2 separate regions of the Homo sapiens genome follow, and region 1 is linked to region 2. A link is an interaction called in ENCODE POLR2A ChIA-PET data of the cell type or tissue named here. Cell type or tissue: Caco-2. All regions are shown on one strand. Links, peaks and the distances in the headings refer to the core of each region. The heading gives the core; the rest is flanking DNA.

Evidence for each region. ChIA-PET counts read pairs that join two places held together with the same protein. Peaks named below come from ENCODE experiments on the same cell type or tissue, not always from the same donor. Only the 100,000 strongest peaks of a DNase experiment are listed, where the experiment ranks them.
Region 1: POLR2A ChIA-PET joins it to region 2 with 8 read pairs; 2 of 35 experiments call an interaction of 5 or more read pairs at or near these places.

Annotation. Positions count from the first base shown.
Region 1 is chr6:107,414,369-107,430,319 of GRCh38, forward strand. All of the region lies in intron 1 of PDSS2 (decaprenyl diphosphate synthase subunit 2), which reads right to left. Among named protein-coding and RNA genes, the nearest start is that of PDSS2, 37 kb to the right of the region's middle. In Caco-2, for the core only: no CTCF peak of the experiment used is centred there; no DNase peak of the experiment used is centred there.
Region 2 is chr6:107,852,155-107,868,105 of GRCh38, forward strand. It overlaps SEC63 (SEC63 protein translocation regulator), which reads right to left. Exons shown (of 21, transcript NM_007214.5): 21 at 15,602-15,951. Among named protein-coding and RNA genes, the nearest start is that of SCML4, 36 kb to the left of the region's middle. RefSeq lists enhancers at 7,761-8,330, 8,331-8,900. In Caco-2, for the core only: no CTCF peak of the experiment used is centred there; a DNase peak (open chromatin) is centred at 8,167; H3K4me3 peaks cover 1,087 bases.

The sequences.
Region 1 (15,951 bases), core at 5,046-13,045, 440 kb before region 2:
AAGGAAATATCAGAAACCAGACTAGGAAGTAACAGCTAGAGAGCCAAGGGAGTGGCAAACATGAAGTACATTTTCTCCAAAGCAAACTAGGCTATAACTTCAGAAAAGGATTTGGCTTGGCATTAGCCCCTGCAAGTATACATACATTCTTAAGCACAGCCAGAGAGCCAGATAAAATAGGTGGCTGCCTAAACTGGATGCCAAAATAAGGCTCTAGCTGCTCAGAAATACTTCCTTCTGCATCTTGTCAAGATACCCTTCTCTCCTTCTCTCAATCTGAATTCAAAATCCTAATTGTGGTTTCTCTTTTGAGATAGTCCCAACAGAAGCATATGGGCTTCCCCAGCAGGAAAGTAAAGGTATTCAAGGTATCCCCAGTCCTTGTTAACATTCACAAAAAGGATAACACATAGCATTTAGCCACAAGGAGACAGCAAGAAGGGTTAGGAAACAGAGGCATCAATTAAAGTAGTGACAATACATTGATCTGAGCCAAACTGGGGCTGAACATACTAAAAGGAGAATGTCCCATTGGAAATTCCAGAAACCTGGGACTGTGTGAAGGTAGAGAATCACAGGGAATTGGGGCATGGCACTCAAGGGGCATAATCATAGAATCTCAACTCAATGAGTGAGGCTTAGATGTAATCTAGTTCAGAAAATTAGAAAGGTGATATTATTATATCACAATTTTACCACTCATATTTGAACCTCCACCTCCGGGTTCAAGCTAGGAATCTCCAATGGAAGTAATTAACAGAGCACATCATAGGTTAAAAAAAATTTTTTTTTTTATTTTAGTTCCTTCAGAATTCTTTAGGACAGAAAGAACTCCTAAGCCCACCTAAGCTGGTGTGCATGCCCAAACCAATTTCCAATGTGGAAAAATAGTGAAATAGACCAATATCTTTTTACCTCCCATTTTAACACAATTTGGAACAAAAAAAATTTTTTTTTGTTAATCATAGCACTAAAATGCAGAAGTTCCAGGTCCCTTCTACTACTTACCAGCTACAGATTATAGGCACAGACAGCATTATACCAAAAGTACTAGTAAGGCCTCTTCTAGGTGTAAGATCCTTGTTCATAAAAAACAGATACTCTCACATCAGGATTACTGTCTCCTTTGGTTGCTAAGACACCAAGCAGAATCAGTAGATTCAACTAAAATCACTGAAAAAGAGGTAGAGGAGAAGGAAAAAAGGGTGTCTGAAATAGAGAAGGCAATTAACAACTCATTTATTGTGGCTCCATCTAGAAGGTTGGATATATATTTAAGTTGTTCTACAGTTTTGTATCCCTACACCTACACCTTAGCTCTACTTCAATGTCCACCTAAAGTCATATTCAAAAAGATTTGCATCAACTGGGAAAATGTAATGCTTCCGACTTCCAAATTACTCTGTGGAAGTAGTGCCACAGGTTGTTCCTTCTGCTATCAGTCTTAAGTGGTGGAATTATGAAAAGGTACTGTATCAGAGAACTGCATTCACTTAGTAAAATGTACTCCCAGGTATCGATTCTCTGCAGGAGGTTGTTTCAGAAGAAAGGAACAGGGGTTGGCTAGCTGGTTTCTTAGTTTAATTTACATACCTTCTTTTTAGAACCAGAGGGAAGTAACAGGGGATATTAAAGGATGTGATAGCTATTCCTGAGGGCAATGTTTGTATTTCTTTATAGAATTAGAATTGTGCTAGTTCTTACCAGGGAAGCAGGGAACAAATTATGTATTAGTACATTTTGCCGAAACTTTATTCTATTTACTGTTATTTGGGGAAAATGTATTTTATTCCTATGGTAAAACGACAGAACTCTGTTCCCAGGCATGTGTCTAATCCTTTTTTTCAAGGAAAAAAATTTGTAAGCACAGTATTCCAACTTACAGCAGGCACGATGGGGACCCATGAGCCAGAGAAGATGGGAAACAAACAGGAAAGAGACTCGGCACAGACATTTGAGGGTAATAAATATGATAGCAATCTAGAAGATGAACAGTTCATGTTGTTTATGATTACAGGCTGATTATTCCTCTAAGTGCAAAGGCTATCCAATAAGTCATATCCGGGTTGATTTGTTAGCAAGGTACTTTCACCAGATAATAAATTAGAATGTAATTAAAGTGTATTCTGCCTGTTTATCATTGACTAAGATAGCTTACTATAATTCTCAATTATTTGCATGAACACATAACATGACAGCATGGTAAGTAAACCTTCTGGCAAAGGGCAACAAACATCTTAGGACTGTGCTAAAATTGCTAGATTTCTTCTCCAGTCCTTTAAAAAAACTGTTTCCAATTTTGATAAAGTATGTAAATAGAACAAATTAATCTGGCACTTGCTTTGGTAGAGTAAGTCACAGAGCTAGATCTAGACTCACAAGTCCCGAAACTTCTTAGCTTGCTAGCAATTTGCTAAAGGCAGAGACTAAACCATTAAAGAAATAAAACAGAACTGGGTATTTACCACAGACCTTTATTAGGTAGAAAAACTTAACTGTAGAGAAAATAGAAGAACTACAAAAAAAAAAAGATGTCAACATGTAAATTTAAAAATTGGATTTCAAAAAGCACTTATCTGGGCGGGTGCAGTGACTCACACCTGTATTCCTAGCACTTTGGGAGGTGGAGGCGGGTGGATTGCTTGAGCCCAGAAGTTTGAGGCCAGCCTGGGCAATACAGCGAGACCCCCGTCTCTATTTAATTTTTATAAAAAATAAAAATTTTTTTAAAGAAGCACTTACAGCATATAAGACAATAATTTCACTATATAATGTCTCCTAAGGATTAATAAGAAACAAGACCACAAGACATATGTAAACAAGACATACAAAGATAAACAAATAAATAGAAACATAATGTTCAAATAAATTACATGTAGCTCAGGGTAACTTTTTTCACCTGATTAGCAAAAATCTTTCTAAAATGATAATGACCAATATTGGCAAAGATATAGTGATACTAGTACTCTCATACATGCTGATAGTGTTACAAATTGGTTAGAACTCCTCAAAAATGCAATCTGGCAGTGAATTTAAACACTAAAAAATGTTTATAATTTTAGCTTAGTACATCCACATCATGGAATCTATCTAATAAACAAAAATATTGGCCAGGTACAGTGACTCACGCCTGTAATCCCAGCACTTGGGGAGGCCGAGGCAGCTGGATCACTTGAGGTGAGGAATTTGAGACCAGTCTAGCCAACATGGTGAAACCCCATCTCTACTAAAAATACAAAAAATTAGCTGGGCACGGTGGCGCAGCCTGTAGTCCCAGCTACTCAGGAGGCTGAAGCAGGAGAATCGCTTGAACCCAGGAGGCAGAGGTTGCAGTTGAGCTGAGATCATGCCATTGCACTCCAGCCTGGGCAAAAGAGTGAGACCCTATCTTCAAAAAAATTAATAATAATACACACACACACACACACACACACACACACACACACATATATACACCTATCACAGCTTGATCAATAATAAGAATCCAAAACAACATAAACATTCAACAGGGTAAAGGTATGTGTAATACAAGACAATAAAATATATAATCACAGATACAACATTATACAGCAATTTAAAATGACAGTTAAGAAGATTAAGTGGAAAAGGATAGAAAATCATATTTACCATGATTATATTTAAATAAAAATATGCATATTAAAAAAGACTAGGAAGGAAAATGTCAAAGTGACAATCATTGTGTTAGGGTAGTATGGCAGGCTGAATAATTGGCCCTCAAAGACATCCCCATCCTCAACCCCAGAACCAGTGCTTGTTACTTTATGTGATAAGAGGAACTCTGCAGGTATGATTAAGTTAAAGATCTCAAGATGGGAGGATTATCCTGGATGGACCCAACATAACCACAGGGGTGCTCAAAAGAGGAAGGCAGGAGGGTCAGATTGAGAGGAGATGTGAGGACAGAGCAAAGAGTGATGAGGTACAAGTCAAAGGATGCAGGCAGCCTCTAGTGGTTGAAAAAGGCAAGGAACAGATCCTCTCTAGAACCTCCAGAAGGAACACAGCTCTGCCTGCAGCCTTATTTTAGCCCCATAAGACCATTTCAGATTTCTGACCTCCAGAACACAAGTTAATAAACTTGTAATACAGTTGTGTTGTTTGGTTGGGTGTGGTGGCTCACGCCTGTAATCCCAGCACTTTGGGAGGCCAAGGCAGGTGGATCATTTGAGGTCAGGAGTTCGAGACCATCCTGGGAAACATGATGATACCCCGCATCTGCCAAAAATACAAAAAAAATTAGCCGGGTGTGGTGGCAGGCACCTGTAGTCCCAGCTACTCGGGAGGCTGAGGCAGGAGAATCGCTTGAACCTGGGAGGAGGTGGCTGCAGTGAGCCGAGATTGCGCCACTGCACTCCAACCTGGGCAACACAGCAAGACTCTGTCTCAAAACAAACAAACAAACAACAAAATAAAAATAAAGGTGTGTTGTTTTTAGCCACTAGCTTCGTGATCATTTGTTACAGCAGCAATAGGAAACTAATATAGATGGTAAGACTGACCTTTCTAAACTTTCTGTAATATTTCATATCAATTCTATTGTTGCATGCTAATTTTAAAAATTAGATAAAATTTAAGTCTAGATGAAAACATATTTTGCTTCAGTGGTTCTCAACTCTAGTTGTATATTAGCATCAAGTAGTTAGCTTAAAAAAAAAAACAAAAAGAGTACAAATGTCATGCCTTCTCCTGTCCCCAGAGATTTTGATTTGATTTTTGTGAGGCTCAAATATCATTTTTTTTAACCCACATACTAATGTGCAGCCAGCGTTGAGAACCACTGCTCTAGTATAGCAACTCATAAATGACGAGTTTCCCTAGGCCAAAGCAGAAATGGATATCAATCTAAAACCACATTTGTCTCAAAAATGCTACAAATGAAAACACTCAGTGATAGTCTATATTAGTTTAAATTTAGCACTGAGAGTTGCATCCCAGTTTAACTGACTTTGTCAAAGGAAGAGAAAAAATAAAACTCTTTATTCTACTTCTTCAATGTTTTTTATTTGTGGCATTTAAGACTTCAGAGATATAGTGCTCCAAGAAAAAGGTCCTTATTAGGATCTACATTCAAATTAGAGCAGTACACAAGAATTGTGTTTCCTTTGCTTACCTACTGACAACTGACCTTATGATAATACTACTAAAATTATGTAAGATATTTAGTCTTTGAATTTTTACAGTATGTTTTAGAAATGGTATAGACTAGCCAAGAGAAATAATCCATCAAATTCTCTGATAATGTGTTCTTTAGAATCACATTTTCCCTCTACTGTATTTTCCAGGTATCAAACTTGTAAACACACAAACACACACACACATACTTCAGTATGTTTGTGAGCAAATGTATAACTTAAAGTTTTCAAATGTGAGATTCTAAGCTATAAACTACTGACAGTCTTATGCATCTTTTGGTTAACTTAGCATCACCTCATATTCTTTCAGCAGCAAAATCCATATATGAAAAGCATCGTTATCAACCAAGTGTGTCCAAAGATTGATCTCCATAGCAACTGTAACTCTGCCACATGTAGTGTATAAGGCATCAGAGTTAACACCACATGCACACAAAGTGTTGGTATTATGTAGTCCAGACTGGTTGCTGTAGAAACCTAAACCGAAGTCCCTGACAACAGTGGATAAAATGAAAACAACAACAGAATGGTCCTTAAGAACTTACCTATCTACTCTTCTGCTTTCAAGCAAAGCCATCCTAAATGCTCTATTGATATTATTTATACTTAAAACTGATAGCACTAAAGGAAAATAATTTTAAATGATGTTATATCTTTAGGAATCACTTCCTATTCCATAAAAAATTCTCCTTCCCACCCTCTGCTCAACTGGATGTTCAGAAGCTCACTCCAATAAAGTACCGTCACCTTCTTCTAGCCTCAGCCAGAACCAGTCCCACACAGACAAGCTGGAGAGGTGCTAGCCTTTTGCTGCGACTACCACAACTATGATAGATACAGACAAGCTTATTCTAAAACAAGTTTGAAAAAGAAGAAAAGTAGGAAGAATCACTCTGCCTTATATTGTCTCACTACATCGCTATCATAATCAAGACAGTATAGTATTGGCAGAAGAAAAGACAAATAGACCAATGGAACAGAGAATCCAGAAGTGGATAAATACAAATACACCAACTGATTTTTCACAAAGGTACAAAAGTAGTTCAATGGAGGGAAAATAGTCTTTTCAACAAATCATGCTGGAACAACTGGACATCCATGGGCAAAAATAAAAAATAAAATAGAAGCTTGACTTAAAACGCACACCGCATACAAAGATCAATGCAAAAAGGATCACGGATTTATGTAAAATGTGAACCACAGAACTATAAAACTTTTAGAAGAGAACATAGGAGAACATCTTTGGGACCTAGGGCTAGGAAAAGAGTTCTCAGACATCACATCAAAAACCCAATCTATAAAAGAAAAAAAAAAAACCAGTAACTGGATGTCATCAAAATTTAAAACTTTTACTCTGCAAAGGACTCCATTAACAAGATAAAAAGATGAGCCACATACTAGAAGAAAATATTTGCAAATTTTATATCCAAAGGACTTCTATCCAGAATATGTAAAGAATTCTCTAAACTCCGCAGTAAGGAAACAAACAGTCTATTTGAAAATAGGCAAAAAGACTTGAGTATTCATCTTACCAATGAGGATGTAAGTATGGCAAATCAGCACATGAAAAAACGTTCGACATCATTAGGCATTAAGGAAATTAAAGCTAAGATGAGATATTACTACACATCTATTAGAATGGCTAAAATAAAAAATACTGACAATACCAAATGCTAACAAAGGATATGGAGAAACTAGATTTCTCATACCTTGCCAGTGGAAATGTAAAATAGTACAGCTACTCTGGAAAACAATTTGGCAATTTCTTATGAAATTGAACATACACTTACCATACAACCCAACAATCACACTCCCAAGCTTTTATCTTAAAGAAACAAAAACATGTTCACATAATCACCTATACATGAATGTTCAGAGCAGCTTTATTTGTAACAGCCCAAACTAGAAACAACCCAAATGTTTATGGTAAATGGATATATAAACTATGGTACATTCATACAATGAGATATTAATTAGCAGTAAAAGGGAACAAACTACTGGCATACACAACTTAGGTGGATCACAAGGACATTACGCTGAGTGAAAACTGTCAATCTCAAAAGGTTACGTACTATATGACTCCATTTCTATAACATTTCAAAAGACAAAAACATAAAAATGAACAGATCAGGCAGTGCTCAAGGTTAGGAAAGGAGGAAAATTCCTGGTGCTGCACTTTGTAGTCTCAAAGTGCAACACCAGGAATTTTCTTCATAGCGATGGAACAGTCCTATATCTTGATGATGGTAGTTACAAAAATCTATATACGTGATAAAATTTCACAGAACACACACACACACACACACACACACACAAACGAATGCATGTAAAAACGAGTGAAAGCCAAATAAGGTTTGTAGTTTAGTTGGCAGTACTGTACCAATGCCAATTTCCTGGTTTAAATAATGTTCTATACTTATGCAAGATGTTACCACGGGGAAAGCTGGATGATGGCTAAAAGGACCTCTCTGTACAATTTTTATAACTTCCTGTAAGTCAGTAATTATTTCAAAATAAAAAGGTTAAAAAAAACTTGTCAGCAAAAACCTATAAAATTTTAAAAGTAAAAAAAAAAAAAAAACTTAAAACATTTGACAAAAAGACCCTTAATATATGAAGAGCTCTTCTATGTCAATAGGAGATAGTGCAAATAAAAATAAGGAAAGAATATAACTAGGCAACTCAACAAAGAAATAAAATTGGCCAACCACATAACAAAAAAGACTCAATCTCATTAGTATTCAAATACTAATATTAGTATTAATATTCAACATACAAGAAGACTTTTATAACATCTCTCAAGTTGGCAAAAATTATCAATATCCAAGGTTAGTAAGAACAAGGAAAAACAGGCACTCCCATATACCATGGACAGAAATTAATGTATGAAAATATTTCCAATAGAAGATATTCATACTCTTAATCCCAAAAAGTCAATATTTAGGAAGGTATCCTAAGGAAATAATCAAACAAGTGTGCAATGACATACATGCAAATTCCATCACAGTACTATCTATAATAGTGAAGAATTCAGGAGAAAAACATTTAAAAAAAAGAGGATAATTAACTGTATTATGGAATATTCATTATAATGAAATATCACGTAGTTGTTAAAATTATGTTTATTAATTTTAAAAGCAATTCTCTATATACTGTTGAGAGAGAAAAGTAACAAAAATATACACATGTGATAAACCTATTTTTATGGCCATGCAGGCTATACACCAAAATATTAACACTAGGTATCTCTGAGTAATTAAGACTAGGGTAACTTTTCGTTATATATTTCTGTATTGTCCGACAGGAGCATGTTTTATACAAAAATAAAATTAATTTTCATTTTTTAAATTAAACAATACATACTAAGCTAATGAGCGTTCTTTTAACTGGAGATTTCATATATTACGATGCTAAAAGCACTACATAATTTTTTTTACTTCCATAGAAAAAATAAAACTACCCTGCCTGATATAGTAACATCTGCTTTTTCTTTATGACTCCTCCAGGTTCCTGAAAAGATATTCATTTTTAGTTTAAAAACAAACAAAAAAAGCCTGACCAGGGTGGCTTTAAAGAAAAAAATCCATGCAACCCAAGGACTATGTATGCTTGCTCATCATGAAGTTGATAATCTCTGCATCTCTGTTATATCTAGTTGTAAATGGCAATGAGTATTGTTTTAGGTATTAGTAAACTGTTAATTTATTAATAACATATTGACAAGTGTACTCTCCATTTGTCATAGAAGAAAGCTGGACAGCAAAAAGGGAAAAGAGAATAAAATGACAAGAATGATAATAATATCTTCCTTAATGTGATCTTGGGAAAAAAAGAATTTCATTTCTGAGGATAAGGAAGGAGGACAGCATATAGGAAATAATTTCCTTTTTACATTGGTAACTTGTATCAATATCAGAATCTCTGAAAGCTTATTTGATAGTCTGTGGTAAGTAAGGTTTTATTGTTCAGTTGGAAAATAAAGTTTCTCCAGCAGAGACACATGGCTTCTTTGTCTGTTATTTCCCTCAGTTAAATACTTGAAATGTCCAAGTTTAATAATAAAATATTGTTGCTTTCATAGTGAATTTCCTGGATTATATCACTCTCCCGAAGCCCTTCCAGCATTTAAAGAAGTTTTTTGTTTTTGTTTTACAGACCTGAATTAAGAGGACTTACAATATGCTGAAATCATCAAGAAGCTTTCTTAGGCTCATTAAGTTAAAATTCTCCCACATGATTAACTGCTGATTTTGACTCAAAAGTAACATAATACTACCACTCCTCTTCCTGATTTCCACACTTGGCATTCCAGGTAAAAGGCAGAGCAGAAACAACTTCTTCCTATTTTCCATCTATACAATTCTACCCATTTCCAGCAGCTTCTTAAAATTTTTCTTCTTCCATAAAGCCTTTGGTTTAGCCAGCCCACAGTGTTCTACCCTGAAGTCCTGTAGCACTTAGCTAAACACTTCATTTAGCAATTACTAACAATTATGATTATTTTTATCTTGCATCTTTTTTTTTTTTTTTTTTTTTTTGGGACAGGGTCTCACTCTGTCACCCAGGCTGGATTGCAGTGGTGCAATCACGGCTCACTGCAGCCTTGACCTCCTGGGCCCAAGTGATCCTCCCATGACAGCATCTCAAGTAACTGGGACCATAGGCGAGCATTACCACATCCGGCTAATTTCTTTAATTTTTTATTTTTATAGAGATAGGATCTCCCTATGTTGCCCAGGCTGGTATCAAACTCCTGGGCTCAAGTGATCCTCCCACCTCAGCCTCCCAAAGTGCTGGTATTCAGGCATAAGCCACCACACTGGACCTTGTATCATTAAACTGCATCATTATTTGCATCTAGTTTCCCCAAGTTCTCTTGCAGGAACCTTTTTTACCTCAACATATCCCTTATTGTGCTTTAATACACAGTAGTGAGTCAATAAACATTTGTTGATCAACTATAACACAAGTAAACCTTTCAGTTCCACTCTTATTTGATACTAATTTTTTTTTCAACACTTAGCTATTATTTCTCCTACCTATCCTTTGTCTTACTTACAAGGACAAAACTACAAAGGAGAGGCTGAAGATACAGGCTGTGTAAGGCATTGCATTCTCTTTGTCTTCCTGCAGCAAAAATTATTTAAAATGTGAAAAGAGAATAAAATGAATTGTATACCTTTGGTATATGTCTTTCAAAGTGAAACGACCATCATTTAACAAGAAATTAGAGACCTCATTGGAGAATATGCTAAGGGAAAATCCAAGGGAATAATACTCATGGATTAATGAACTGATTCCTTCTCAAAGGATATGAACAACTCCATCAGTCTTTGATATGGTTTGGCTGTGTCCCCACCCAAATTTCATCTTGAATTGTAATTCCCACAATTCCCATGTGCCGTGGGAGGAACCCAGTGGGAGGTGATTGAATCATGGGGGTGGGTCTTTCCTGCACAGTTCTTGTGATAGTGAATGAATCTCACGAGATCTGATGGTTTTAAAAACGGGAGTTTCCTTGTACAAGATCTCTTTCTTTGCCTGCCACCATCCATGTACGATGTGCCTTGCTCCTCATTGCCTTCCACCATGATTGTGAGTCCTCCCCAGCCATGTGGAACTGTAAGTCCATTAAACCTCTTTTTCTTCCCAGTCTTGGGTATGTTTTATCAGCAGCATAAAAACAGACATACAGTAAATTGGTACCAGTAGAGTGGAGCATTGCTGAATGTATACCCAAAAATGTGAAAGTAACTTTGGAACTGGGTAACAGGCAGAGGTTGGAAGTTTGGAGGGCTCAGAAGAAGACAGGAAAATGTGAGAAAGTTTGGAACTTCCTAGAGACTTGTTGAATGGCTTTGACAAAAATGCTGACAGTGATATGAACAATAAGATCCAGGCTGAGGTGGTCTCAGATGGAGATGAGGAACTTGTTGGGAACCGGAGCAAAGGTAATTCTTGTTATGTTTTAGCAAAGAGACTAGAGACTTGTGGAACTGTGAACTAGAGAGAGATGATTTAGGGTATCTTGTAGAAGAAATTTATAAGCAGCAAAGCATTCAAGGGATGACTTGGGTGCTGTTAAACGGATTCAGTTTTAAAAGGGAAACTGGGCATAAAAGTTTGGAAAATTTGCAGCCTGACAATGCAATTGAAAAGAAAATCCCATTTTCCTCACACCTGTAATCCCAGCACTTTGGGAGGCCGAGGTGGGTGGATCACGAGGTCAGGAAATCGAGACCATCCTGGCTAACATGGTGAAACCCTGTCTCTACTAAAAATACAAAAAATTAGCTGGGCGTGGTGGCAGGCACCTGTAGTCCCAGCTACTCGGGAGGCTGAGGCAGGAGAATGGCGTGAGCCTGGGAGGTGGAGCTTGCAGTGAGCCGAGATTGCGCCACTGCACTCCAGCCTGGGCGACAGAGCGAGACTTCGTCTCGAAAAAAAAAAAAAAAGAAAATCCCATTTTCTGGGGAGAAATTCAAGCTGCAGAAATTTGCACATGTAACAAGGAGCCAAATGTTAATCACCAAGACAATGGGAAAAATGTCTCCAGGACATGTCAGAGACCTTTGCAGCAGCCCCTCCCATCACAGGCCTGGAGGTTTAGGAGGAAAAAATGATTTTATGGACCAGGCCCAGGGTCCCTCCGCTGTGTAGTCTAGGGACTTGGTCCCCTGCATCCCAGCTGCTCCAGCCATGGCTGAAAGGGGCCAACATAAAGCTTGAGCTGTGGCTTCAGAGGGTGCAAGCCCCAAGTTTTGGCAGCTTCCACACGGTGTTGAGCCTTTGAGTGTATAGAAGTCAAGAACCGGGGTTTGGGAACGTCTGCCTAGATTTCAGAGGATGTATGGAAATGCCTGGATGCCTAGGCAGAAGTTTGCTGCAGGGGCGGAGCCCTCATGGAGAACCTCTGGTAGGGCACTGCAGAAGGGAAATGTAGGGTTGGAGCCTCCACAAAAAGTCCCTACTGGGGCACCGTTTAGTGGAGCTGTGAGAAGAGGGCCACCATTCTCCAGACCCCAGAACGGTAGATCCACTGACAGCTTGTACCGTGTGCCCAGAAAAGCTGCAGCCACTCAACACCAGCCCATGAAAGCAGCCAAGAGGGTGGCTGTACCCTGCAAAGCCACAGGGGCAGAGCTGCCCAAGACCATGGGAGCCCACCCTTTGCATCAGCGTGACCTGAATGCAAGACATGGAGTCAAAGGAGATTATTTTGGAGTTTTACGATATGACTGCCCTGCTTGATTTTGGACTTGCATGAGGCCTGTAGCCCCTTTGTTTTGGCCAATTTCTCCCATTTGAAACAGCTGTACTTACCCAATGCCTGTACCCCCATTGTATCTGGGAAGTAACTTTCTTTTGATTTTACAGGTTCATAGATGGAAGTGACTTAAGATGAGTTACTGGACTGTGGGCTTTTGAGTTAATGCTGAAATGAGTTAAGACTTTGTGGGACTGCTGGAAAGGCATAATTGGTTTTGAAATGTGAGGACATGAGATTTAGGAGGGACCAGGGGCGGAATGATATGGTTTGGCTGTGTCTCCACCCTAATCTCATCTTGAATTCTAGCTCCCATAATTCCCATGTGTTGTGGGAGGAACCCAATGAGAGGTGATTGAATTATGGGGATGGGTCTTTCCTGTGCTGTTCTTGTGACAGTGAATGAGTCTCACGAGATCTGATGTTTTAAAAACGGGAGTTTACCTGCACAATCTCTTTTTGCCTGCTGCCATCCATGTAGGCTATCCACAAACCATTTTTTGTGACTTGCTCCTCCCTGCCTAACGCCATGATCATGAGGCCTCCCCAGTCATGTGGAACTGTAAGTCCATTACATCTTTTTTTCTTCCCAGTCTCGGGTATGTCTTTATCAGCAGCATGAAAATTGACTAATAGAGTCTTGTCCCTGATACTTCCAAAATCTGCACTCATGATTTGAGAGAGCCTTTATGAAATCAAACATATTTTTACCAATCATGAATTCTATCTATCTAAAAGGACATTTAAGTGCCAGCAAAGAGTTTTATAATTAGAAATCCATTCTTTTAAGAATAGCTATATTACCTAAATAATTCCAGATATTTTGTTTTGGTTTTTGGTTAAGGGGTGGGAGCAGGTGGGCAGAAACCAAAATGAGAACTCTCCCTATTGTTTGTCATTCCATCCTAAATGAGCCCTTTCTTATATTTCCAGAGGTTTCTTATATTTTTGGAGGTTCCAGAATTTAAGTTTATGACACTCATTTGTAATGCATATGAGTATTTAGATTGGATTGTTACTTTAAAAAAAATGGTTTGTAGATAGCCTACGTCTACATTATTTCTACAAATCCCAACCATATCAAACTGGAGTTGCTTCCAGCATTTATAATGAATTTACCAACAATATGAGGCCCTATTTAGAGACAGCTGTTTCTGAGAGAGGAACAAATTTTGGATTGACAAATTTCACATTTTTTACAGAGGTTGTGCACCAGCTGATTAGAATTTGTTCTGAAATTCTATCTATATCTATAATGTTTAAAACTAATATATTTTCATAGTGTATATAAGATACAGTCAAAATTTTCTGAACTATTCCAATTACTCACTAGTACACTGCAGAGACTCATAAGGAATTTTATATTGTCCTTCACTCTGTCTTTAAGGTGCAAGTCAATCCCATGGAAGATTTCAAAATAAAAGGATGCAACAGCATCTTGTAGTAATCCATTGCTAACAAGTGGTATAGCTTCAAAAAGCTTCCCCACTTAATTTTAATCAGCACTTGCTACAATTTAAGTGTATTCTTTTGTGCTCTGTTTTTAGAAAAAGTTGATCACTATCTTCAACCATGATGTTCTATGCTTTGAAGAATGATACACAAGATGAATGCCGTGACTAAGGCAAAGGTCAGGACAGGGCAAAACTCTCTGGTTAGGCAAAATTTTATTCCATTCCTTCAATTCTATAAGTACTTATTGAAGGCTTTCTGTATCAAGTATATGCTGGGCAACAGAAACATAAAAGAGAAAATCAGACCAGACGCAGTGGCTCATACCTGTAATCCCAGCACTTTGGGAAGCTGAGGCAGGAAGATCACTTGAAGCCAGGAGATCAAGACCATCCTTGGCAATATAGTGAAACTCCCCCATCTTTACAAAAAGAAATTTTTTTTTAATTATCTGGGTATAGTAGTGTACACCTATAGTCCCAGCTACTCCAGAGGCTGAGGTGGGAGTATTGCTTGAGCTGAGGAGTCTGAGGCTGTTGTGAGCTGTGACTACGCTACAGCACTCCAACCTGGGCAACAGAGCAAGATTCCTGTCATTCATTCATTCATAATTAAATAAATAGAAAATCATCTCTTTCAAAAAGTTCACAGTCATGGGAACACTTATACCTAAATTAGAGGTCCAGGCCAGTTCATCCATGAAGCAGCAACTATAACTGAAGCACGCCAAATTGTGGAATGGAGAACATATGCCCAGTCTAAAGGATGCAGCCACTACCTGACACCAGCACTCCCATGCTCTGGGAGAATGCAAACTCAGTGGTGTCACAGCTTCTGATTTTCTGAGAAGACAGAAACTTTGAGGAATGAACATTTAACCTAGAGAAATCAGGGAATGCTTAGCAAAAGAGCTAACATTTGAATCGAGTCCTATAAAGGTTACGCAGAGTGTACTAGGTGTGAATGCAGATGCCTTATTTCCTGTGGCTACAGCTTAGGGTGGAAAGTGGGGAGTGGCAAGATAAGCAACTAGAGAGGAAAGAAGCCATGCACAAGCTAAACTCTATGCACAGAACACAAGAACTTGTTGAAGAAGTTACTCTATAATACAACATACAAGAGCAGAATTTATCTGTCTGCAGAAAACTCTACCAAACTCCCATACAGTGAGATTTCAAGGTTTGGTAGACATACAAAGAGGCAGGTATCTTGCTTTTAGTCCATAAAGCTAGACTGGACACTACTGTATCTAAACACTCTTTGGCCTCGAACTATTGAGACATCTAAATGCCTGTATGGTTCCAGTAGCAGCAGTGGGTACATAAACACATAGCGGCCATGAAGAAGAATATACTAAACCTAGGGTGGGCGCGGTGGCTCACACCTGTAATCTCTGCACGCTGGGAGGCCAAGGCAGCCAGATCATCTGAGGTCGGGAGTTTGAGACCAGCCTGACCAACATGGAGAAACCCTGTCTCTACTAAAAATACAAAATTAGCTGGGCGTGGTGGTGCATGCCTGTAATCCCAGCTACTTCGGAGGCTGAGGCAGGAGAATCACTTGAAATCGGGAGGCGGAGGTTGCAGTGAGCCAAGATCGCGCCATTGCACTCCAGCCTGGGCAACAAGAGCAAAACTTAGTCTCAAAAAAAAAAAAAAAAAATATATATATATATATATATATATATATATATATATACACCAAACCCAGAAAGAAAGATTTTGGGAGATCTGTCATCCCCAAATGTCTCCCCTTTACTCTTGACAAGGGTAATACCTTATTCATTGCTAAAATTACTTAGCATATACAAGACCTCTTGACATATATTATTCTCACCCACCTAAGACACCTTCAGCTCCCTATTTTCTATTTTGTGGGGGTTTATAACTCACACATCCACTGTAGCCAATTGTATTCATATTTTGCACTCTTTTTTTGTATATTAAACCACTTTAACTTCAAAAGTTCTAAAACCTAGGCCGGGCACAGTGGCTCACGCCTGTAATCCCAACACTTTGGGAGGCCAAGGTGGGTGGACCACTCAAAGCCAGGAGGTCAAGACTAGCCTGGCGAACACGA
Region 2 (15,951 bases), core at 3,619-11,618:
TACATCGCAGTTCAACTCCTTTCTCTGCTCCATCCTGCTTCTTCCCTCTTTGTTCACAATAAACATCTTGATTCCTAATAAACATCTTGCACCGCAAACTCCTTTCCAGGGTCTGCTTCTGAAGAAATCCATCTGCGGTGTGAAGTGCCTTTTTGAAAAAAAGGCCTATTGCCCGTCTTCCTGTGGGGTTGTCTAGTTTTTTTCTTACCAATTTGCTGCTTTTTGTTTAGTGTGGATACAAGTCCTTTGTCAATTACATGTGTGGCAAATATCTTCTCTCACTATGTGTCTTGCCTTGTTAATTTCTTTATTGTGTCTTTGAAGAACAAAAGGTCTTCATTTAGATGTAATTCAATTTATCAATTTATTTCTTTTCTATATACGTTCTTTGTATCCTGTTTAAGAAATATTTTCCTATCCTAAGGTTATGAATGTATTCTCCTATATTATATTCTAAAAGCTTTTATTGTTTTGCCTTTCAGATTTACATTTATACACCACCTGGAATTAATTGTTTCATAAGGCGTGAGGCTGGGACCATGTAACATTTTTTTCCCAATTGGATATGCTATTGCCCCAGCACTATATTTCGAAAATGCCTTCTTTCCCCATGGTGCTGTAATGCCAACTCGTCCCGTACATCAAGTGTGAGTCTGCCCACATATGTGGGTCTGTTTCTGGATTTCCATTCTATATCATTGGCCTATCTGTTTTTGTCCCAATACCACACAGTCCAATACCCATTGGTTTTTTTCCCCAATTTTTAAAAGTGTGGTAAAATACACACAACATAAAATTCACCATCTTAACTGGGTTTAAGAGTACAGTTCAGGCCTGGCGCGGTGGCTCACGCCTGTAATCCCAGCACTTTGGGAGGCCGAGGCGGGCAGATCACTTGACGTCAGGAGTTCAAGACCAGCCTGGCCAACATGATGAAACCCCATCTCTACTAAAAATACAAGAATTAGCCAAGTATGGTGGTGCGTGCCTGTAATCCCAGCTACTTGGGAGGCTGAGGCAGGAGAATCACTTGAACTTGGGAGGCAGAGGTTGCAGTGAGCCGAGATTGCACCATTGCACTCCAGCCTGGACAACAAGAGCAAAACTCGGTCTCAAAATTAAATAAATAAATAAATAAGTACAGTTCAGTGGTATTAAATACATTCATAACGTGCAATCATCACCACATCCACTTCCAGAACTCTTTTCATCTTGTGAAACTGAAACTCTACACCAGTTAAACACTAACGCCCCATTCCTCCTCCCATCCCAGCAACCACCATTCTGTTTTCTCTCTATGAATTTGACTACTCTGAGTACCTCATGTAAGTGGGATCATACAGTATTTGTCTCTTTGTGACTGGTGTATTCACTTAACATAATGTTTAGCATAATGTCCTCAAGGTTCATCTGTGTTTTAGCATGTATCATAATTTCTTTCCTTTTTAAGGATGAATAATATTGCATTGTATATCTATATCACGTTTTGTTTTATTTATTCATCTATCGATGGACACTTAGGTTGCTCCGCATTTTAGCTATTGTAAATAATGCTGATATAAACAGGTATACACATATCTCTTTGAGACCCTGCTTTTAGTTCTTTTGGGTATATACTCAGAAGTAGAGTTGCTGGACCATATATCCTACGGTACCTCTAATTTTAATTTTTTGAGGAACCACCATACTACTTTCTAAAGCAGGCACACCATTTTACATTTCCAGTAATATTTCACAAAAGTTCCAGTTTTTCCACATTGTCATGAATACCTGTTATTTTCTGGGTTTTTTTTTTTTTTTTGGTAGTAGCCATCGTATTGGGTGTGAGATGTTATCTCATTGTGATTTTGATTTGTATTTCCATAATTATTAGTGATGTTGAGCATCTTTTCATTTGCTTATTGGTCATTTGTATATCTTCTTTGGAGAAATTTCTATTCGAGTCCTTTACCCATTTTTTAATCAGGTGGGTTTGTTGTTGTTGTTATTGTGTTGAGTTTTAGGAGTTCACTAAATATTCTGGATAGTAATCTTTTATCAGATAAGTGATTTGCAAATATTTTCACCCATTCTATGGGTTGCCTTTTTATTCTGTTGATAGTGTCTTTTAATGCACAAATTTTTTTAATTTTCATGAAGTCCAGTCTATTTTTTATTTTATTGCTCATGCTTTTTATGTTGTATCCAAGAAATAATTGTCAAATCCAATGTCATAAAACTTTTGCCCTATGTTTTCTTCTAAGAGTGTTATAGTTTTAGGTCTTTCATTCAGGTCTTTGATACTTTTGAGTTAATTTCTGTATGTGGTCTGAGGTAATGGTCTACCTTCATTCTTTTGCATGCAAATATCCAGTTTTGCCAGCACCATTTGTTAAAAAGACTGTCATTCTCCGTTGAATGATCTAGGCACCCTTGTGAAAAAAATATTTTACCATATATGTAAGGTGTATTTCTGGGCTCTCTATTCTATTCCATCAGTCTATATGTCTGTCTTTATACCGGCACCACACTGTTTTTTTTTTGTTGGTTTTTTTTTTTTCACTTTCTTTTTTTTTTTTAATTTATTTTTTTATTATTATACTTTAAGTTTTAGCGTACATGTGCACATTGTGCAGGTTAGTTACATACGTATACATGTGCCATGCTGGTGTGCTGCACCCACTAACTCGTCATCTAGCATTAGGTATATATCCCAATGCTATCCCTCCCCCCTCCCCCCACCCCACAACAGTCCCCAGAGTGTGATATTCCCCTTCCTGTGTCCATGTGATCTCATTGTTCAATTCCCACCTATGAGTGAGAATATGCGGTGTTTGGTTTTTTGTTCTTGCGATAGTTTACTGAGAATGATGGTTTCCAATTTCATCCATGTCCCTACAAAGGACATGAACTCATCATTTTTTATGGCTGCATAGTATTCCATGGTGTATATGTGCCACATTTTCTTAATCCAGTCTATCATTGTTGGACATTTGGGTTGGTTCCAAGTCTTTGCTATTGTGAATAATGCTGCAATAAACATACGTGTGCATGTGTCTTTATACCAGCATGATTTATAATCCTTTGGGTATATACCCAGTAATGGGATGGCTGGGTCAAATGGTATTTCCAGTTCTAGATCCCTGAGGAATCGCCACGCTGACTTCCACAATGGTTGAACTAGTTTACAGTCCCACCAACAGTGTAAAAGTGTTCCTATTTCTCCACATCCTCTCCAGCACCTGTTGTTTCCTGACTTTTTAATGATTGCCATTCTAACTGGTGTGAGATGGTATCTCATTGTGGTTTTGATTTGCATTTCTCTGATGGCCAGTGATGGTGAGCATTTTTTCATGTGTTTTTTGGCTGCATAAATATCTTCTGTTGAGAAGTGTCTGTTCATGTCCTTCACCCACTCTTTGATGGGGTTGTTTGTTTTTTTCTTGTAAATTTGTTTGAGTTCATTGTAGATTCTGGATATTAGCCCTTTGTCAGATGAGTAGGTTGCAAAAATTTTCTCCCATTTTGTAGGTTGCCTGTTCACTCTGATGGTAGTTTCTTTTGCTGTGCAGAAGCTCTTTAGTTTAATTAGATCCCATTTGTCAATTTTGGCTTTTGTTGCCATTGCTTTTGGTGTTTTAGACATGAAGTCCTTGCCCATGCCTATGTCCTGAATGGTAATGCCTAGATTTTCTTCTAGGGTTTTTATGGTTTTAGGTCTAACGTTTAAGTCTTTAATCCATCTTGAATTGATTTTTGTATAAGTTGTAAGGTAGGGATCCAGTTTCAGCTTTCTACATATGGCTAGCCAGTTTTCCCAGCACCATTTATGAAATAGGGAATCCTTTCCCCATTTCTTGTTTTTGTCAGGTTTCTCAAAGATCAGATAGTTGTAGATATGTGGCGTTATTTCTGAGGGCTCTGTTCTGTTCCATTGATCTATATCTCTGTTTTGGTACCAGTACCATGCTGTTTTGGTTACTGTAGCCTTGTAGTATAGTTTGAAGTCAGGTAGTGTGATGCCTCCAGCTTTGTTCTTTTGGTTTAGGATTGACTTGGCGATGCGGGCTCTTTTTTGGTTCCATATGAACTTTAAAGTAGTTTTTTCCAATTCTGTGAAGAAAGGCATTGGTAGCTTGATGGGGATGGCATTGAATCTGTAAATTACCTTGGGCAGTATGGCCATTTTCACGATATTGATTCTTCCTACCCATGAGCATGGAATGTTCTTCCATTTGTTTGTATCCTCTTTTATTTCCTTGAGCAGTGGTTTGTAGTTCTCCTTGAAGAGGTCCTTCACATCCCTTGTAAGTTGGATTCCTAGGTATTTTATTCTCTTTGAAGCAATTGTGAATGGGAGTTCACTCATGATTTGGCTCTCTGTTTCTCTGTTGTTGGTGTATAGGAATGCTTGTGATTTTTGTACATTGATTTTGTATCCTGAGACTTTGCTGAAGTTGCTTATCAGCTTAAGGAGATTTTGGGCTGAGAAAATGGGGTTTTCTAGATATACAATCATGTCATCTGCAAACAGGGACAATTTGACTTCCTCTTTTCCTAATTGAATACCCTTTATTTCCTTCTCCTGCCTAATTGCCCTGGCCAGAACTTCCAACACTATGTTGAATAGAAGTGGTGAGAGAGGGCATCCCTGTCTTGTGCCAGTTTTCAAAGGGAATGCTTCCAGTTTTTGCCCATTCAGTATGATATTGGCTGTGGGTTTGTCATAGATAGCTCTTATTATTTTGAAATATGTCCCATCAATACCTAATTTATTGAGAGTTTTTAGCATGAACGGTTGTTGAATTTTGTCAAAGGCCTTTCCTGCATCTATTGAGATAATCATGTGGTTTTTGTCTTTGGCTCTGTTTATATGCTGGATTACATTTATTGATTTGCGTATATTGAACCAGCCTTGCATCCCAGGGATGAAGCCCACTTGATCATGGTGGATAAGCTTTTTGATGTGCTGCTGGATTCGGTTTGCCAGTATTTTATTGAGGATTTTTGCATCAATGTTCATCAAGGATATTGGTCTAAAATTCTCTTCTTTGGTTGTGTCTCTGCCCGGCTTTGGTATCAGAATGATGCTGGCCTCATAAAATGAGTTAGGGAGGATTCCCTCTTTTTCTATTGATTGGAATAGTTTCAGAAGGAATGGTACCAGTTCCTCCTTGTACCTCTGGTAGAATTCGGCTGTGAATCCATCTGGTTCTGGACTCTTTTTGGTTGGTAAGCTATTGATTATTGCCACAATTTCAGATCCTGTTATTGGTCTATTCAGAGATTCAACTTCTTCCTGGTTTAGTCTTAGGAGAGTGTATGTGTCAAGGAATTTATCCATTTCTTCTAGATTTTCTAGTTTATTTGCGTAGAGGTGTTTGTAGTATTCTCTGATGGTAGTTTGTATTTCTGTGGGATCGGTGGTGATATCCCCTTTATCATTTTTTATTGCGTCCGTTTGATTCTTCTCTCTTTTTTTCTTTATTAGTCTTGCTAGCGGTCTATCAATTTTGTTGATCCTTTCAGAAAACCAGCTCCTGGATTCATTAATTTTTTGAAGTGTTTTTTGTGTCTCTATTTCCTTCAGTTCTGCTCTGATTTTAGTTATTTCTTGCCTTCTGCTAGCTTTTGAATGTGTTTGCTCTTGCTTTTCTAATTCTTTTAATTGTGATGTTAGGGTGTCAATTTTGGATCTTTCCTGCTTTCTCTTGTGGGCATTTAGTGGTATAAATTTCCCTCTACACACTGCTTTGAATGCGTCCCAGAGATTCTGGTATGTTGTGTCTTTGTTCTCGTTGGTTTCAAAGAACATCTTTATTTCTGCCTTCATTTCGTTATGTACCCAGTAGTCATTCAGGAGCAGGTTGTTCAGTTTCCATGTAGTTGAGCGGTTTTGAGTGAGATTCTTAATCCTGAGTTCTAGTTTGATCGCACTGTGGTCTGAGAGATAGTTTGTTATAATTTCTGTTCTTTTACATTTGCTGAGGAGAGCTTTACTTCCAACTATGTGGTCAATTTTGGAATAGGTGTGGTGTGGTGCTGAAAAAAATGTATATTCTGTTGATTTGGGGTGGAGAGTTCTGTAGATGTCTATTAGGTCCACTTGGTGCAGAGCTGAGTTCAATTCCTGGGTATCCTTGTTGACTTTCTGTCTCGTTGATCTGTCTAATGTTGACAGTGGGGTGTTAAAGTCTCCCATTATTAATGTGTGGGAGTCTAAGTCTCTTTGTAGGTCACTCAGGACTTGCTTTATGAATCTGGGTGCTCCTGTATTGGGTGCATATATATTTAGGATAGTTAGCTCTTCTTTTTGAATTGATCCCTTTACCATTATGTAATGACCTTCTTTGTCTCTTTTGATCTTTGTTGGTTTAAAGTCTGTTTTATCAGAGACTAGGATTGCAACCCCTGCCTTTTTTTGTTTTCCATTTGCTTGGTAGATCTTCCTCCATCCTTTTATTTTGAGCCTATGTGTGTCTCTGCACGTGAGATGGGTTTCCTGAATACAGCACACTGATGGGTCTTGACTCTTTATCCAATTTGCCAGTCTGTGTCTTTTAATTGGAGCATTTAGTCCATTTACATTTAAAGTTAATAGTGTTATGTGTGAATTTGATCCTGTCATTATGATGTTAGCTGGTTATTTTGCTCGTTAGTTGATGCAGTTTCTTCCTAGTCTCGATTGTCTTTACATTTGGGCATGATTTTGCAGCGGCTGGTACCAGTTGTTCCTTTCCATTTTAGCGCTTCCTTCAGGAGCTCTTTTAGGGCAGGCCTGGTGGTGACAAAATCTCTCAGCATTTGCTTGTCTGTAAAGGATTTTATTTCTCCTTCACTTTTGAAGCTTAGTTTGGCTGGATATGAAATTCTGGGTTGAAAATTCTTTTCTTTAAGAATGTTGAATATTGGCCCCCACTCTCTTCTGGCTTGTAGGGTTTCTGCCGAGAGATCCGCTGTTAGTCTGATGGGCTTCCCTTTGTGGGTAACCCGACCTTTCTCTCTGGCTGCCCTTAACATTTTTTCCTTCATTTCAACTTTGGTGAATCTGACAATTATGTGTCTTGGAGTTGCTCTTCTCGAGGAGTATCTTTGTGGCGTTCTGTGTATTTCCTGAATCTGAACGTTGGCCTGCCTTGCTAGATTGGGGAAATTCTCCTGGATAATATCCTGCAGAGTGTTTTCCAACTTGGTTCCATTCTCCCCATCACTTTCAGGTACACCAATCAGACGTAGATTTGGTCTTTTCACATAGTCCCATATTTCTTGGAGGCTTTGCTCGTTTCTTTTTATTCTTTTTTCTCTAAACTTTCCTTCTCGCTTCATTTCATTCATTTCATCGTCCACTGCTGATACCCTTTCTTCCAGTTGATCACATCGGCTCCTGAGGTTTCTGCATTCTTCACATAGTTCTCGAGCCTTGGTTTTCAGCTCCATCAGCTCCTTTAAGCACTTCTCTGTATTGGTTATTCTAGTTATACATTCTTCTAAATTTTTTTCAAAGTTTTCAACTTCTTTGCCTTTGGTTTGAATGTCCTCCCGTAGCTCAGAGTAATTTGATCGTCTGAAGCCTTCTTCTCTCAGCTCGTCAAAGTCATTCTCCGTCCAGCTTTGTTCCGTTGCTGGTGAGGAGCTGCGTTCCTTTGGAGGAGGAGAGGCGCTCTGATTTTTAGAGTTTCCAGTTTTTCTGTTCTGTTTTTTCCCCATCTTTGTGGTTTTATCTACTTTTGGTCTTTGATGATGGTGATGTACAGATGGGTTTTTGGTGTGGATGTCCTTTCTGTTTGTTAGTTTTCCTTCTAACAGACAGGACCCTCAGCTGCAGGTCTGTTGGAGTACCCTGCAGTGTGAGGTGTCAGTGTGCCCCTGCTGGAGAGTGCCTCCCAGTTAGGCTGCTCGGGGGTCAGGGGTCAGGGACCCACTTGAGAAGGCAGTCTGCCCGTTCTCAGATCTCCAGCTGCGTACTGGGAGAACCACTGCTCTCTTCAAAGCTGTCAGACAGGGACATTTAAGTCTGCAGAAGTTACTGCTGTCTTTTTGTTTGTCTGTGCCCTGCCCCCAGAGGTGGAGCCTACAGAGGCATGCAGGCCTCCTTGAGCTGTGGTGGGCTCCACCCAGTTCGAGCTTCCCGGCTGCTTTGTTTACCTAAGCAGGCCTGGGCAATGGTGGGCGCCCCTCCCCGTGCCTGGCTGCCGCCTTGCTGTTTGATCTCAGACTGCTGTGCTAGCAATCAGCGAGACTCCGTGGGGTAGGACCCTCCGAGCCTGGTGGGGGATATAATCTCGTGGTGCGCCGTTTTTTAAGCCGGTCGGAAAAGCGCAGTATTCGGGTGGGAGTGACCCGATTTTCCCGATTTTCCAGGTGCTGTCCGTCACCCCTTTCTTTGATTAGGAAAGGGAACTCCCTGACCCCTTGCGCTTCCCGAGTGAGGCAATGCCTCGCCCTGCTTTGGCTCGTGCACGGTGCGCGCACCCACTGACCTGTGCCCACTGTCTGGCACTCCCTAGTGAGATGAACCCGGTACCTCAGATGGAAATGCAGAAATCACCCGTCTTCTGCGTCACTCAGGCTGGGAGCTGTAGACCGGAGCTGTTCCTATTCGGCCATCTTGGCCCACTCTGTTTTTATTATGTAGCTTTGTATTTCGTTTTGAAATCAGGAACGTGAATCCCCCAGCTTTGTTCTTCATTTTCAAGATTGTTTTGGCTGTTCAGGGTTCCTTGAAATTCCATATGAATTTTAAGATGATTTTTTCTACTCCTACAAAAAGGTTACTAGATTTTGATAGGGATTGCATTGAATATGTAGATTACTTTTGATAGTATTGACATCTTAATAATTTTGTCTTTCAACCCAATTTTTTTCAGCAATGTTTTGTAGATTTCATTGTATAAGTATTTCACCTCTTTGATTGATTCCTAAGTATTTTATTCTTTTTTTATTATTATTATTTTTTTTTTTAGATAGGGTCTTGCTCTATTGCCCAGGCTGGAGTGCAGTGGCACAATCTTGGCTCACTGCAACCTCCATCTCCTGCGTTCAAGCAATTCTCCTGCCTCAGTCCCCCAAGTAGCTGGCATTACAGGTGCCCACGACCACATCCGGCTAATTTTTGTATTTTTAATAGAGATGGGGTTTCACCATATTGGCCAGGCTGGTCTCAAGCTCCTGACCTCAAGTGATCCACCCACCATTCTTTTTGATGTTACTGTAAATATAATCACGTTAGTCCATTTCCATGCTGCTAGTAAAGACATACCTGAGACTGGGTAATTTTTACAGAAAAAGAGGTTTAATTTTGAGGAAAAAGAGGTTTAATGGACTCACAGTTCCACGTGGCTGGGGAGGCCTCACAATCATGGTGGAAGGTGAAAGGCACATCTTACATGGCAGCAGGCAAGAGAGAATGAGAGCCAAGAGAAAGAGGAAATCTCTTATAAAACCATCAGATCTCATGAGACTTACTCACTATCACAAGAACAGGATAGGGGAAACTGCCCCCATGATTCAATTATCTTCCACTGGGTCCTTCCTACAACACGTGGGAATTATGGGAGCTACAATTCAAGATGAGATTTGGGTGGGGACACAGCCAAACCATATCAATAATTTTTGTAATTTCCTTTTCAGATTTTCATTGTTAATGTATAGAAATGCAACTGAATTTTTATGTGTTGACTTTGTATCCTGCTACTTTGCTGAATCATGTATTGGGTCTAACAGTTTTTTCTTTTTGTGTGTGGAATCATTAGGTTTTTCTGCACATAAGGTGATAACATCTGTGAACAGAGATAATTTACTTCTCTCTTTCCAACTTGGATGCCATTTCTTTCTTTTTCTCACCTAATTGCTCTGGCTAGAATTTCCAGTACTATGTTGAATAGAAATGGTGAAAGTGGGCATCCTTGCCTTGTTCCTGACCTTAGAGAAAAAGCTCTCAGTCTTTCACCATTGACCATTATGTTCACTTTGTATTTTTTATATATTGGTTTTATTAATTCTCATTCTCTTTTAATCCCACTTAGATGGGCCAAATAAAAAGGCCTAAGAATATTAACTTCAGGTTGATTTTTCTGCAATCAGCAGGAATCTAGTCATGCTGGAGTGGGTCTGTGGTCTCACAGCAAAAATGCTGTCTGTAAATGGTCCTCTAGGTTTAGAGAAATCAGAGAAAGACCATCAGTTCTTTCACCAATATCCCTGAATTTTGCTGTGGTTTATATGCTAATTTGAGCACAAGTGTTCACCTGTACCACAGGCTCCTCCCCCACCCTGCCCCAGCTCTGTATCATCCTTAATTGCTCAGCAGCAGAGATATGCTGGCTCTCAGGGGTCAGGGATTTCAGCTTCAGAGGTGTTGGATGACTTGCACACAGTAGGCTGGAGAAATTATCATGATGCCAACTGGGTCACTAGGCTAGGTTGCCTTGCCCAGGCAGAAAGCCACAGGTTATACCCCAGACACTGGGCAATGATCCAGTTGCTCTTTGAAGCAGAAACTTTGCCTGTTCTTAGGATAAGAGCACTTCCCAGCAAATTTCTGTCTCCAGAGGTGACATCCAAGAAGTAACTGTAATGAAGTCCTTGTCCATCAACTCTTCCACCATGGGTGCACATGTGAATAAATAGTAGACTATTTAGACTGAATGGGAAAGGCTTATTGGCAGCAATAGGAGGAATCTAACCTTCAAATATTCATTCTGCTAGCTCAGAATGCCTGCTCAAATTTCAATTCAATAAATATATGCCATCCAGCGAGTTAGACTTCAGCAACTTTCAGAGTTCCCACACTGGTGGGAAACAGAAGCAAATGCAAAAAATTCAGGCAGGCTGTAAGCACTGTCCTGGAAAATTCCAAAGTGTTTTCATCTTATTGTGTGTTGCTATATTGCTGGGATGCATTTTAGTAACTGGAAGGCAGCAGAAAAGATTTGCAAGAAGAAATTTTAGAGTGCTCGAAGTTAAACCTAATAGTCATTTCTAGAAATCCATTCTTCACAGAACGGATGTCTTCATTTTCCCTCAGCTTCCGCCCTCAGTCCTGACGTAAAAAGTAATATTTAAATACAATCAAAGAAATTCTCCAAGAAACACATATTTGGCCCAGTGAGAAGCCTGCTAAGGTTTAGAATTAGAACCTCAAATAGATCCTTTAGAATCCCCACTCAGTAGAAAAAAGAGGGTGAATAGATGCAAGGAAGACAGACTGGGCAGTCTATGCCACCATCTTGGCCTCGTAAGGTCAAAGATTGGACACCCAGGGGATCAAGCCCTGCTCTACCTCTAGGTAATCACATTCAAGGCTGGGGAAGAATGTATTGCTTCTGTCAAGGCAGTTACCTAGAACTGTAACACTTTGAATCACTTTTCTTCAGCAAGCATAAGCTGCACCACTTTAGATTGGGATGGATCTTAAAGGTCCCTTTGCGCGCGCGCGCGTGTGTGTGTGTGTGTGTTAAAGACAGAGTCTAGCTCTGTTGTCCAGGCTGCAGTGCAGTGGTGCAAACACAGCTCATGGGAGCCTCGACCTCCTGGGCTCAAGTGATCCTCCCACCTCAGCCTCCCAAAGTGCTGGAACTATAGGTGCATGCCACCATGCCTGGTCCCCCTTCACCCTTTTGGCTAAGATGAAGTCACCTAACCTGGAAGCCCACATATCTTGGCACAATGGGATCTCATTTCAACACAGCATGGGGGTTCTGAGATAGAGGGAGGGATCTGACTCAAGTATAACCATGGGCCCATTCTCCAAGAACATTAGTGGCTGTGGTGGGCTATGATAGAGCAGGTGGTCACACTAGACCTGATCTGGCCAGCTTCCACTTTAATAAGGGCTGCGTGTGTGTGTGTGTGTGTGTGTGTGTGTGTGTGTGTGTGTGTGTGTGTGTGTTGGTTTCCTTCCTGACCTTCCAAAATGGAAAGATGGAGAATGAGGGTTGTGGAACAGGGTGCAGCACGCTGCAGGGGAAGATCCAAGACCCCAGGGTCCCAGCTCCAGTTCACCAGCAGTGCCAAGTCACTCCTCGTCTCTGGTTCTTTGTTTCTCTATCCCCCCTTCGTATCAATGTCTGACCCTCTGTGGGCACAACAGGGAATGCAATTTGCTCCAAATCAGAGCTGTAGCATGGGTGCCCCATAAATACAAGTATGCAGCACTTACATACATGCTTTCATTCCTTTCCCATGATAATGTTGCCCATGGAGGCAGTAGTCTACCCCATGTAGTCGACCTCCATGGGTAGCATACTCAAGACTAAAGTCAGGGGTTTTGTTTCTATCCCTACGTTCCAGCTCTGCTTCTATTAGGCTGTGGAGGGGATTAGGGAGGAGGGACTTGGTTCAATCAGATGCAAATGCAAGGAAAACTTTAGAAATCATACTGAGTGACATAGAGAAAGGCTTGTTTTTTGTTTTTTTTTTAAGATTTCTCACTCTAAAAAGAACTCCTTTTAACACACTGAAACATTCAAAATTCTACTCAAAACCCAGTTTTAGTATTATCGAACATAAACTGTGTCTACAGTGTGCTATTCCTGAAGTGTCACTCCTGACATTTAGTGCGATACCCTGTCATTAAGTCAGCAGACTTGAAAGATGTGGGGGTTTTCAGTGTATAAAGAAATAATGCTGAGGATCATAACACTACAGTTTCATCCCCCATTCTCAAAAGCACTTTGCTGCTAATCACATTAATCTTTATAATTTCCATGATAATAGACCCAGATCAGTGTTTTGTGAGTAGGGATGGGTAGGTGGGGCAAGATTTTATTGGGATCGTGGGAAAAAGAGTGACTACTGAGTTCTGAACCAGGAGCTGGCTGCAGGAAGAGCAGTGACTCTAAGATACTTGAAAGGGGGTGCCTTGCCATCTTTCAACTTGAGCCACCTCTCCTGGCTCTCTCCCTGTTTAATAGATGCTGTCAGGTCAAGAAGAGGAACAGTAAGCTTTGGGAGGAACTTGGAAAGTGACATAGAGCCTAGCCAATGACTGGAGTCCCAAGAACCTGGCAGAGAATTGGGAAATAAAAAAGCTGCAGAAACGTTGGATGTGATTATAAAGCACACAGACTAATTGGACAAAGATACAGAAGCAGGCTAATGCATATGAATGAGGGAGTTTACCACGATCCCACGAACACTACTGAATGACGATGTCTGCTTGGGAATCGTCAGACCTGGTTGGAAGATAAGGATTTTTTAAGTCTCTCATTGAATTTTTGTCACGTGCCTTACTTTTTTAATCAAAATACCCATCAATGAATTGGATCCCCCCTACTGTGTATCATTTCTAAATGAACTTTTGTAGTTTAAAACACATCTCCCCCCAAAGGACAACTACCTACCAGGAAGACTGTTCAAAATAGTATTTCAAAGATTCCTCAGTTATTTCAACCAAAGGTCTAAGGCCTCCCTAAGTTTGGGCAGCATATTGGAAAAAGAACACTAAAGAAATGGCAACTATTCTACAAGGAACCAGACTTCCTTGGAGGAAAATGTTCAGTTTGTCCAGAAAGGAAGGGTATGGGTTTTGTATTTTGTGGGGAGGGGTGGAAGGTTTGGGGAAGGAGTGCAGAAAGCGATAATCAAAATCTCTTATGGTTACCATGTAGAATAGGTATAGTGTTCCTTCTTGTAGATACCCTGTTTTGCACTGTCACAATGGACTGGATTCAACTTAGAAAATTCTGGATATTTTTTAGTTGGTGCACGGGTAAGTAAATTATCTTCAGTTGCAACATAAAACTATCTTTGACAATAAAACTATCTTTGACAATAAAACATTTCCAAGGAGTTTAAATGTATATTATTCTCAAGGAAACTGCCTAAGTGGTCCTAGTTTTCACAAAATAGACCTCATTCCCTTTGAAAATCAGTGTTCTATAATATCTCTTTGTAAATACAGGTCCTATATGTATTGAATTCCAGCTGTTGAGAGACAGTTTTCCATGAGTCTCTCATGTCTCTGCACACCTGTGATCAAAGGCACACAGGCTTTTGTTCTAGACTATCTTTTCAAGGGTGTCTGTATGGCAAACAGCCTTGGAAGGCAGTGTCTCCCTCCCAGAAAGAGGGTGAGTTTGTTTGCTGTCCAGGATAAGATCAAGACAGGGTTGCTTGCAGGCTTGACAGGGTTAGGTCTCCCAAGCTTGGAGTTCCTCAGCTGTGATATGAACAGCATCTGCCTGGCCACTCCACATCGCCTCCGTGGGAACTTGGAAGACAACAGGAACAGATGGGGAACATGAAGCTCATGCCACCTGCTGTGCCTGTGTCTTTGGAGTCTTCTGTGTTTTGTCGGCATCCATGACACTGGCAGGTTAACTTGTTAGCTTGCATGTAAAAACTCTGGACTCTTAATAGTTGACACCTATCAGGCAAACAGGTTAGATTTTGTAGAGTTAAGGAATTACCATGTCCTATTTGATTGTCCACCTCTCTCAAGCAAACAAATGCAATTTGGAATTCCAGCACAATGAATACATATGGATTGTCTTTTGGAGTTGGTTGCAAAGGGACTTAATGTTTCTAGACAGTAAATTTAATGGGTTAAAGGACACACAGCCAGGTGCGGTGGTTCATGCCTATAGTGCCAATACTTTGGGTGGCCAAGGGTTGAAGTTAGGAGTTCGAGGCCAGCCTGGGCAACATAGCAAGACCCCTGTCTCTAAATAAATAAATACAATGAGCCAGGTTAGTGCCCGTGGTCCCAGCTACTTCGGAGGGGGCTGACATAGGAGAATCACTTGATCCCAGGAGTTGAGGCTGCAGTGAGCTATGATTGCACCACTGTACTCCAGCCTGAGCGATAGAGCACGACCCTGCCTCTAAAAAAATAATAAATAAATAACAAAGGACACATGTAAAGAAGAAAAAGGTTAGGGGGAAACATAAAAGATCAAAAGAGAGGGAGGAAATCCCAGAAGGTGCAGATACAAATAAATTACAAAGCATTTCTTTAATCGTGGCTTTTAGTCTGAAACGAAACACACCATTCTTTGTTAAAGAAAATTACAGCCCTATCGCCCTCTACTGGAACGAGGCTGGAAAATACAGAGAAATAGCTTGAAGTTAACTCTTAATGGAATCTGTTCACACTGAAGTCCATTGCTGCTATTATCCAGATGTTAAAGTGTAAACCTCAGGTGTTTCGGGTAAGGTATGAGGGCTACAGCTCCCTTTGTGTACCCAGGCTGATAGGTTAACGCTAAACAACCTCGTGCTGAACAGAGTGGCCAGTCCTTCCCACACTCACCTTCCATTTGCAGCAGTCACTGATTGCCAGGACCAGCAACAGGCTGTGATTTGCTCAAAGTCCCAGCAAGTCGTCCCCAGCACTGCTGCTCCATACCTGCACCACCTGCACTCCACAGACAACCGTTGTGCAGAACCCTCCCCTTGCCTATCAATCCCACCTCCAGACCTACTCAGCTCTATCTCATAAAAGTCTCACTTTGCTCTTGGCAGCTACAGTAGGGCTGCACACAGTGAATGCCAACCCACCAACTCCAGAGTATATCACTCTGTGATCTCAGGTGGTGAGTGTCAAATGTCACCCTATCAATACCACAAAGCAGTGGTGCCCAAATGTTTTGATCATGGACCCAAATCAGAAAAAAAAAAATTAATGCACCAATAAATGTTTATTTATAAATAATAGAAGTGTACAATTGTACAATATATTATGTACATTATAAAACACACAAAAATAGAAATTTAAAAGGATGAGATTAAATACAAATAATCATCTTAATACTTCCTCAATGGATTGATCATCTCCACGCCCCTGGGATGTATACACCCCCACCTGAAACAATAGCCCTAAAGTATGTCAATGATTGTTATTTGGGTTTTCAGCTCAGGTTACAGAAATATGTACAAGATCGCATCTTTTTAAGTTTTGCAAAATAGCCCTAGCATCAAGTTTAAATGGATGAGAATGCTTGGTGCTAACTTCTTGAGACATATTTGGAC